Regions from separate parts of the Homo sapiens genome. Here region 2 is linked to region 1. Evidence: chromatin contacts called from ENCODE Hi-C or POLR2A ChIA-PET data. All regions are on one chromosome and are shown on one strand. Each heading gives the region's core, a stretch centred on a gene start or an enhancer-like site at or near the end of the contact. The rest is flanking DNA. Distances are from core to core; before and after follow the strand shown. Region 1 has its middle 160 kb from the start of NUP210. Region 2 holds the start of NUP210 (nucleoporin 210).

The links. A loop is a pair of places that touch in the nucleus more often than their neighbours do. ChIA-PET counts read pairs that join two places held with the same protein, here RNA polymerase II (POLR2A). Pooled maps may share reads with other maps.
Region 2: a pooled map shows a loop between it and region 1 (5-fold over the local background). The contact joins the promoter of NUP210 here to the enhancer-like site in region 1. A Hi-C loop is called at or near these places in 1 of 37 single-sample maps with no recorded cell type and 3 of 50 pooled maps. POLR2A ChIA-PET finds 5 or more read pairs at or near these places in 3 of 52 experiments (AG04449, WTC11 and activated CD8-positive, alpha-beta memory T cell).

Annotation. Positions count from the first base shown.
Region 1 is chr3:13,259,769-13,264,407 of GRCh38, forward strand. It overlaps a transcript of IQSEC1 not described here. Among named protein-coding and RNA genes, the nearest start is that of NUP210, 160 kb to the right of the region's middle. RefSeq lists an enhancer at 426-1,206. Within about 2 kb of position 2,348, at least 5 of the 41 ENCODE cell types and tissues checked have a DNase peak (open chromatin) inside an H3K27ac peak, as active enhancers do.
Region 2 is chr3:13,417,870-13,422,508 of GRCh38, forward strand. It overlaps NUP210 (nucleoporin 210), which reads right to left and starts at 2,453. Exons shown (of 40, transcript NM_024923.4): 1 at 2,191-2,453. The coding sequence starts at 2,357. RefSeq lists silencers at 1,668-2,237, 2,288-2,687.

The DNA of each region.
Region 1 (4,639 bases), core at 1,098-3,597:
CACAGATGCCACAAGGGGATGCAAGCCATGCAGCCAATGCCACCCAAGAAAAGGTCAACGGGGCTTGCTTGTTGTGGCGCTCAGCGGGAGAAGTTTCTACCATATACAGTTATTAATGACTTTATTTATATACCAATATTTAGTTCTGCTTGCAATTAAGCAGATCTGCTTTCAAAATATGACTAATTAGAACAGTCGTGCTGGCAGGCAGACTTCTGCAAGGAATCACATTGTTCTAGCAAAAGTTGTGCCTGCCAGAGGCAAAACCAGGAGCTGGATCTCAGGAAGCAGCCTTGGCTCACCACGCCTGGAGGACAGTGCCTTGCAGGGCTGGAGGAAGAGGGGGAAGGAGGATGAGAAAAGAGAGTGAGGGAGACAGAAAAGAGAGGTGAAAGCGTGGAGGAGGAAGGGAAGAGGGTGGAGGGAAGGAAAGTTGCAACCCTCAAGCCCAGAGGCTTAATTTGTATGATGCTAGTTAACGATGTTCTCTGGCCTGACATTTGCTGCTGCTTGGAAGCCAACCAGAAAGGTATGGGGTTGCCTAACTCCCAGGTTGACATTTTGAAGGAAGCCAGAGAAGGGGCACCTATGCAGTGATGCAGAAACGCAGATCAATACACGACGGGCTGATGTGCAACACCCCCATTAATCCCTGAATGGCTTCTGTCCTCACAATACTCTCATTTCTGTCCAGTAGGGGCATGATTTTCTCATCTTTCACTGAGTGACAATTTTTGATCAAAACAGGTGCATCTGGCAAAGACAGCCAAAGCCCACGTTCCTAAGGGAATCTGCAAAAGTCCTGGTGTCCCAGGCTGCCTGAGAAGCAGCACCCCTCACCGATGCCTGAGTCTACCATCAAGGCCTGACCCGCCGCTGCCTCTTCCAACTCCAGCTCTGTGCCAGACACTATGCAGGGACTGAGGACACAGAGACCACGATGGCCAAGAAGCTGACCTTGGTGCCGGCTCCACAGTCCTCCTGGCAGGGTGCACGGGGCGTGGAAGGAGAAAGCCACATTGTCCTGGGGCCCGGGAGACAGGCCCAGCCAAGGAGGCTGAAAGCTTTGAAGGAAGAGGAGAGTGGAGGGGGTCCTCTGTGCTGAGCAGGACACATGGTGCATATGAGGAGTCCCCAGTGCTGGGCAGTGCAGAGGCCACCCAGCCCCCACAGCAGAGACTGGTGGAAATGAAGGGTTGAGAGGTGTGGGGACTGGGGATGGCCAAGGTCTTCCCTGACCGACGGCCTCAAGCTGCCATCACTCTCTCCCTACCTCCCAAGAGTGAGGGACAGATTTTTCAGAGGCGAGGACATGGCACTTGATTTGTATATAGAAAGATCAGCCTGACCAGCTATAGCGGACACTGGGGAGGCCGCCCAGGCGCCCTCCAGGACCTGTTCCCTGTCCCCGCCTGCCAGGAGTGCTGGCTGCTGAGGGCTCCCAGCTGAGTACCACTTGAGGACTGTCCTTGGCCAAGGTCACGCCTCCCTCCCCCAGGGGCCACACACAATGTCCGGTCGATGTGGAGGGACAAAGGGCAGTGCCCTGGCCTTGATTAGGGACACCCCTTCAGAGCCTTCCCAGCTCCAGAGCTCTGGTGGCATTGGCTATGGGAGGCCTCTGCAGAGACCACGCCATGCCCCTCGATGCCCCCTCTACCCATCCAGCCCCTCGAATGAGTGCTGTGCCCGAGAGCTCCCAGTGTATCCCCTTTCACACAAATCCCATCTTAGAGCCTGTTCCCGGAGAACTCAACCCCAGACAGCGAGCAAAGCCCCAAGTCTCCAGAATCATGTCCTCTGCAGTCTGTTCCCATCTCCCCCATCCCCCACCCCCGTCATCACATGTGCTGCAAGGAGCTGGTGACCAAGCATCTGTCCCCTGAGCTCCCAGGGCAGAGCCAGGGATGCATGGTCCCTGAGAGCTTACAGAGTTGAAGCCTCACCCCAAAATCCCCAATAAATCTCCCCTTGACAACATACCCGTGAAATTCACCCATGAAATTCACACAGCTCAGTTCCTTCCATAATTTATGGCACTCAATGCTACAAGCCTTGTTAGGCAAGACCCTGGGTGGCTGCGTCCCTAGCAGGTGAGCCAGAAGCCAACGTAAAAATGCCGTGCTCTGGGATTTTATGGATTTGTAAAATATCTGCCCAGTTTTTCCTTGGGCAACTTTCATAAATCAGTACACTTGACATCTTGGGAAAATAGGCAGCTCCTGTAAGAGCGTGAAGCCATTTTTGCACTCACTGCTGTAAACTCAGGCAACAGGAACAAGCACCTTTTCCTGTGACCATAAAGCCAGGCCTGGAGCAGGCCAGCTCCCTGGTGTGCTGGATGCTCAAGAGTCATGAGCCGCTGGACCTGAGCCACACTTCCCCAGGTGAACGGGGTCAGTCCTGAGAGGACAATATGAGCCACGATAACAACTGACCACATACTATGCACCGGGGTCTGTGCGCTCAACACTTTCCTGTCTTCTTCCTCAGCAGGATGAAGACCTTGCCTCAAAAATAAATACATAAATACATAATGAAAATTGTTTTCAAAAAAAGGAGGTGAGGGAGCAAGCCTGTCCCCGTCCCTCTTAGGGTAGGAGCCAGCACACTGGAGGGGCCTGGGGCTATCCTGAAACCATTCCTGTCTTTACCCACCATTCCACTGCCACAGTTTCCTGGTCTATAAAATGCAGATAGTAACACCTGCCTTGAGGGTTACGCTAGGACGGAGTTCGTAGAGCTAGAAGGACCTGCCACATCACCCCAGCACCCAGCAACCCCATTTCCTGGTATGTTCCCCCAAAAGAACTGAAAGCAGGGTCTTGAAGAAGTGTTAGCACACCCAATGCACATGGCTTCATTCACAATAGCCAAAAGGTGGAAACACCCAACTGTGCAGCAACAGATGACCGGATAAACAAATGTGGTCTGTCCACACAATGGAAAGTTACTCAGCCTTAAAAAGGAAGGAAATTCTGATCCATGCTGGAACATGGGTGAACTTGGAGGACATTGTGCTGAGTGAATAAGCCACTCACAAAAGAACAAATATTGCAGGATTCTCCTTGTGTGCAGTCCCTAGAGCAATCCAGTTCACAGACACAGGAAGTGGCTGGGGGAGGGGAGGGGGAGTGAATGTTTAACAGGGGCAGAGTTTCAGTGTGGGAGGATGAAGAGTTCTGGAGCTCGGTGGTGAACACGGTTGCACAACAATGTGAATGTTCCCAGCACTTTGGGAGGCCAAGGTGGACAGATCACATGAGGCCAGGAGTTCGAGACCAGCCTGGTAAACATGGTGAAACCTTGTCTCTACTAAAAATATACAGAAATTAACTGGGTGCAGTGGTACATGCATGTATTCCCTGCTACTCAGGAGGCTGAGGCTTGAGAATCTCTTGAGCCTCGGAGGCAGAGGTTGCAGTGAGCCATATCACACCACCGCACTTCAGCCTAGGTGATAGATCGAGACCCTGTCTCAAACAAAACAAAACAAAACAAAACAAAAAACCAATGTGAATATACCTAATGCCATTAAACTACACACTTAAAAATGGTGAAAAGGTGAATTTTATATTTTGTGCATTTATCACTATTTTAAAAGATAAAATACACAACCCTCCTTTGGGGGGAAAAAAGTACCTGACACTTTTTTTTTTGGGGGGGGGGGGAAAGTACCTGACACTTTTTTTTTTTGAGAGTCATGCTCTGTCACCCAGGCTGAAGTGCAATGGCGTGATCTCCACTCACTGCAACCTCCACCTCCTGGGTTCAAGCGATTCTCTTGCCTCATCCTCCCAAGTAGCTGGGATTGCAGGCACGCGCCACCACGCCCGACTAATTTTTTGTATTTTTAGTAGAGATGGGATTTCACATGTTGGCCAGGCTGGTCTTGAACTCCTGACCTCGTGATTGGACCGCCTTGGCCTCTCAAAGTGCTGGGATTACAGGCTCTTTGTGCCCAATGTGCCCAGCCCCACTTTTTTTTTTAAAGTAGGTACTCACCCAGTGCCCCGTCCCTGCCAGCCTCCCCCTTGCCCTAAGGCTGGAGTGGATCCTGGAGCGCCGGGCTGGGCGCACGCTTGCTGGTGACCTCAGCCAAGCTCTCAGCCCCTCTGAGCCACAGTTCTCTGAGCTGAAGTCGTGGACAAGAAAGTCTGCTGGCCCAGCCGGTCTCTGGATTTGCGTCCTTGTCCCTGCGCCTGTCCGCCTGGGCTTCCAACGTGCACAAGCCAGCACCACACAGGCTTGGTACAGAATCATCAAGATCAAAAGATTTGCTGGAGTGGATATAAATAGCCTTAAAGCTCCTGGCCTGGGCTTTTGAGCCGGACGGCGCCGGCCAGGCCACTGACCCCAGCCAGCCTGGCTGGAAAGTCCCCTTCCCTGGAGTGGCTGCTCCACCAAGCACAGGCTCCTGTGTTCTCCCAGCCTCCAGTTCAGGCTTTGTGTCTCCCGCCTGCCACACTGTCTGTCACAACTTCCCTCCAAACTTAAACTGGTTTTCCAGTCCAGGCCGACTCACTAGGCCCTGACCTGCCCATGGAAACCATCTGGCTGCCGTGATGCCCACCGGAGGCCGAGGGCTCTAAGGACAGCAGGGGCAGAAGGGCGGACACGGTGAAAACACGCCCCGCTG
Region 2 (4,639 bases), core at 1,203-3,702, 160 kb after region 1:
ATCCACCAACACCCTTCAGCTCCTCTCAGAAAAGAAAATGATGTTGGGGGGGAAAAAAGTGTTGTTAGTTTAGAAAAAGAAAAAAGTACAGCTATAGAATCTCAGAGAAAGTAACACACAAATATATCCAAAGGGATTCACTTGAAGCCAGCTGTTTTTAATAACCAGTTTCCTCTTTCTTGCCCACATACTGAGAGGACAGACAGCTTCAACAAGAGAATGAGCATGTATCCCCGCCACAGTATTGACTAACAGCTGATTTTCCCACACAAGACTAGGCCTTAGACTGGGATACAGAAAACCTAATGCCCAAGTTCAGCCTCTGGCATCAGGCCAGAAATAGGAGCCTCCAGGTGCATAAAGCACTAAAACCAAAATGCAATGGGCTGACCTAGTACGTCTTGATTTCAGGAAGGAGACCTTCAAAAAAGAAATAGGGCAGGCCGGGTGCAGTGGCTCACGCCTGTAATCCCAGCACTTTGGGAGGCAGAGGCGGCGGGATCACTTGAGGTCAGGAGTTCGAGACCAGCCTGACCAACATAGTGAAACCCCATCTTTACTAAAAATACAAAAATTGGCCAGACAAGCCAGGCATGGTGGCTCACGCCTGTAATCTCAGCATTTTGGGAAGCTGAGGCAGGTGGATCGCTTGAGGAGTTCTCCTTGGTCTTGAGGAGTTCAAGACCAGCCTGGCCAACACAGTGAATCCAGAGTTTGAGACCAGCCTGGCCAACATAGTGAAACCCCGTCTCTACTAAAATGCAAAAAACTAGCTGGGTGTTGTGGCGGGCGCCTGTAATCCCAGCTACTCGGGAGGCTGAGGCAGGAGAATCGCTTGAACCGGGGAGGCGGAAGTTGCAGTGGACAGAGATCGCGCCATTGCACTCCAGCCTGGGCAACAAGGGCTGGAGTGCACTCTAAAAACAAACAAACAAACAAACAAAATTAGCCAGGTGGCCTGCACCTGTAATCCCAGCTACGAGGCGGGAGAATCGCTTGAACCCGGGAGGTGGAGGTTGCAGTGAGCCGAAATCGCACCACTGCACGTCAGCATGGACGACAAAGCAAAACTCCGTCTCAAAAAAAAAAAAAAAAAAAAAAAAAGAAAGAAAGAAATAGGGCAAATAGTGCAAGCAACAGAGAAAGCTGGCTGGTCTGAGCTTCGGGCATCACACTTACATACACGCACAGACTAATACTCAAACAGGCTTGACACACACATGTCCAGGCTTACACACATGGCTGTCACGTGGTCACACCCCGTTCTGCCTCAACCTTGACCCAGTCTTGAAACAGAAATAAAGGGAGCAACTACTGAGCATCCTGGGGGTGGGAAGGGCGGAAGCCCATCTTTTCACCCCTAGGACGGCTGGGCTGGGAAGCTAAGGGCGCTCAGTCGTGCCCACGCAGCCTTGCCAGGGGCAGGAGCTCCATTTCCCCTGGTCTGCAAAATGGAAGGGCTGGACTGCACCGCCCTGTCAGTGTCGGTCTCTGGTTTCATGGGTCCCTGTGGTTCCACAGGGTCACACTCCGCATCCGACCCCTTGGAGAACTCCCAACCCGAGAGGGAGGGTGATGGAAATGCCCTGAGCATCAGGACCCGCGCCGAGGCAGCCTGAGGGGAAGCGCCGGCCTGCCTCGTCTCACTTCGCCTCTGTAAAGCGGCCCCTGGGCTTCCCTCCAAAACTCCTTTCCTCCAGGGTCTCCGTTCCTCCCCGCGACGCTAGGCGCTGCGCTTCGTTTCACAGACTCACTTCCCACGCCAGGGCGAGGGCGGTCACAGACAAACCCGAGCTGGGGTCCCAGACTCAAGGGAAGTGCGGCCCAGCTGCCCCGGCGCCCCCTCCCGGGTCAGGCCGGCTCGGGCCCGGCCGGCTTGGGCCCTGCGGTCCCAGACGCCGCTCCCCAGGCCACCCCTCCTCCCGCACAACCCAGAACACGCGGGTCACGGCCGCCAGGCTGCGCCCGCTCTGCTCGCGCCTCAGCGGCGCGGAGGCCCGGACGGCGCCATGACATGAGCAGTGGTGGCGACCCACGCGCACCCGCCGCTCCGAGTGCTGCAGCCTAGCGCCCAGCGAGAGCGCGCCGCGCACCTGCCGGCTCTGCCGGCCTCCCGGCGCCCGCCCAGCCTCTCAGCGCGAAGGCCCAGCCCGGCCCACGGCGCCCGCCCGGCCCGGCCGCGCGCCTCACCAGCGGTAGCAGCCCTCCGAGGCCTCCAGCGTGAAGTTAACGCGCGTGGCCCGCGTGAAGGGCAGCAGCACTTTGGGGATGTTGAGCTTGGCCGCAGCGGCGGAGGGGCCCGCCGCCAACAGCACCGACAGCGTCAGCAGCAGCAGCCCCCGGCCCCGCGCCGCCATCCTCGCCGCGCGTCACCTCCCGCGACCCTGCGCCCGGCCGCCCGCGCCGCCCCGTTGCCCTCCGCTCCCGCCCGCGCGCGCGCCAGGCCAGCAGGTGATGAGCGCGGGGGCGGGGCGAGGGCCGTCGGCGGCCGCCGCTTCCTGGGCCTGAGCGCGGGAACTCTGGGGGCCGAGCTCGCGGCGACCCCACCCCCAGCCCGGCCCTCGCGCAGGGACGCGGGGCTGGGGGATGGGCGCGCGCCCGGGCCCCCGGAGCTGAGGGAGAAGGCTTGGGGCGCGCCCGCGGGGACCCCTGGACCCTAGAAGTCCCAAGGGGGAGCCCCCGGGGCGCCCCGCAGCACGCATCCCGCCCTGGTATTTGCCCCTGGCGGTGGAGCCAAGCCGCCGGCTTTGGACCTTGCGCTCTGGCCCGGACCCACGGTCAGCAAGGAAGGGACACATGCCCCAGGACATTTGGGATGCAGAAAACCGGCGCCTGCCTTGTCCCAGCCCATGCTTCCCAGAAGAGGGACCCCGGGCTCGCAAAGGGAAGCCACCTGCTGAAGCGCTGAAGGCCCGGGGCCCGCTCCCCCTCGACCCCCTCACACCCTTTCCAGAGAGGCCTTAAGATTCCCATTTCTCCAGGAAAAAACCGGTTGAATGGCCCCCAGATCACTCAGCCAGAGAGCCCCAAGCTCTTGTCCTCCGCACTGCACCCCCTGCGGAAGCCATTAGAGGTTACCTATAGGTCATTTAGGGCGCCAACGCTGCCAGAGCACAACCCCCTCCACGGCCCCCACACCCACAAAAGAAAGTTTAGCACCGCGGAATCCACCTGCACACCAATGGAAGGCCTTAGATTCCGCGCTGTGCTCTGTGGCTTTTAGCTGTCTGTCGTGAATTGCATGAAGGCATGCGTCAGCAGGCACCTGACTGCTTGGTGCCGCTAAAATATGAATCTAGCCTTGCAGAGAAGGCCCAGCCTAGCGGGAGGTCAGGAAAGGGTGGGGTGAGGGTGCACTGGCCGGCTGTCTGAGGAGTGCAGGAAGTGGATGCTGACTGTAACCAGGAAGACACACAACGATGCCACTGGGTGACCAGGAAGGAGAGGATAAATGTCAGTAAGGCTAGGAAGGCTTTTTGGAGGCGGCGGCCCCTGGGTTGGGCATAGACACCGCACTGGGCTTCAGCGAGGCCCGCATAGGCTGAGCCTGCCCCTCAGGGATCATGGGGCTTTTGGATGGTGATGCGGGGTGTTTGGGGTCACCCTCGAAGCCTGAGGGCCCTAGACCAGGGAATGTGTGTGTTGGGGGAAATCTCTGGAGATAACCAGAACTAAGGGGGTGAGGGTCGGCCCTGTGTGGAACCAGGTGCTCTGGGAGGGGAATTCCAACGGGCTCCCTTTGAAGAAACAAAAAACAGACTTGCGCGGAAAAGGCAGCCTCAGAGGGTATTTGTGAGGAAGTCTGTGGGTGTCTTCTGGGTTGCACAAGATTGATTTGTTTTCCAACAGGTAATCCAGACAGATGGTTGAAACTTAGGCTCAAAAGGGTTCCAAGTGAAAGTGATTCCTCTCCCTCCCCATCACCCAATACCCTTCCCTACAGGCAATGAGTGTTTCCCACTTGAGTATACATCCAGAGAAATTTTATGCATAAACAAGCATATATATATATAAAACATGGCACACATGCACACACATACACATACATGCACACACATATGTATATATGAAATATGGCACATATACATACATATACATATGTCTTGCGAGGCAGGTAAATCTCACTCTTGGACATATATCCTAGAGAAATGAAAAGTGATGTTCCCACAATCACCTGTACATAAAACATTCATAGCAGCTTTATCAAATAGGCCCAAACTGGAAACAGCACAGAGGTCCTTCATGGGTGATGATTAAATACTGTGGCACATCTATGCCATGGAATATTATTCAGCAAAAAAAGAAATGAACTGCTAATACATCCATCTTGGATGAAGCTCCAGGGAATTATACGGACTGGAAAACAAACACTACAAAAGCACAAAAGGTTACATACTGTAAACTTGCTTTTATACAAGATTATTGAGTTGGCAAAATTATAGAAGTATAGAGCAGGTGAGTGATTGTGGGGTCAGGGGCGGCGTGGCATAGGAAGTGATGTGGCTATAAAAGGTCAACATGAGGAGTCCCTGGGATGGAAGTGCTTGGTGGCTTGACTGTATCAATGTCCATTTCCTGGTTGTGATATTATCCCATAGTTTTGCAAGATGTCTACTAGTGGAAACGGGGTAAAGGGCAC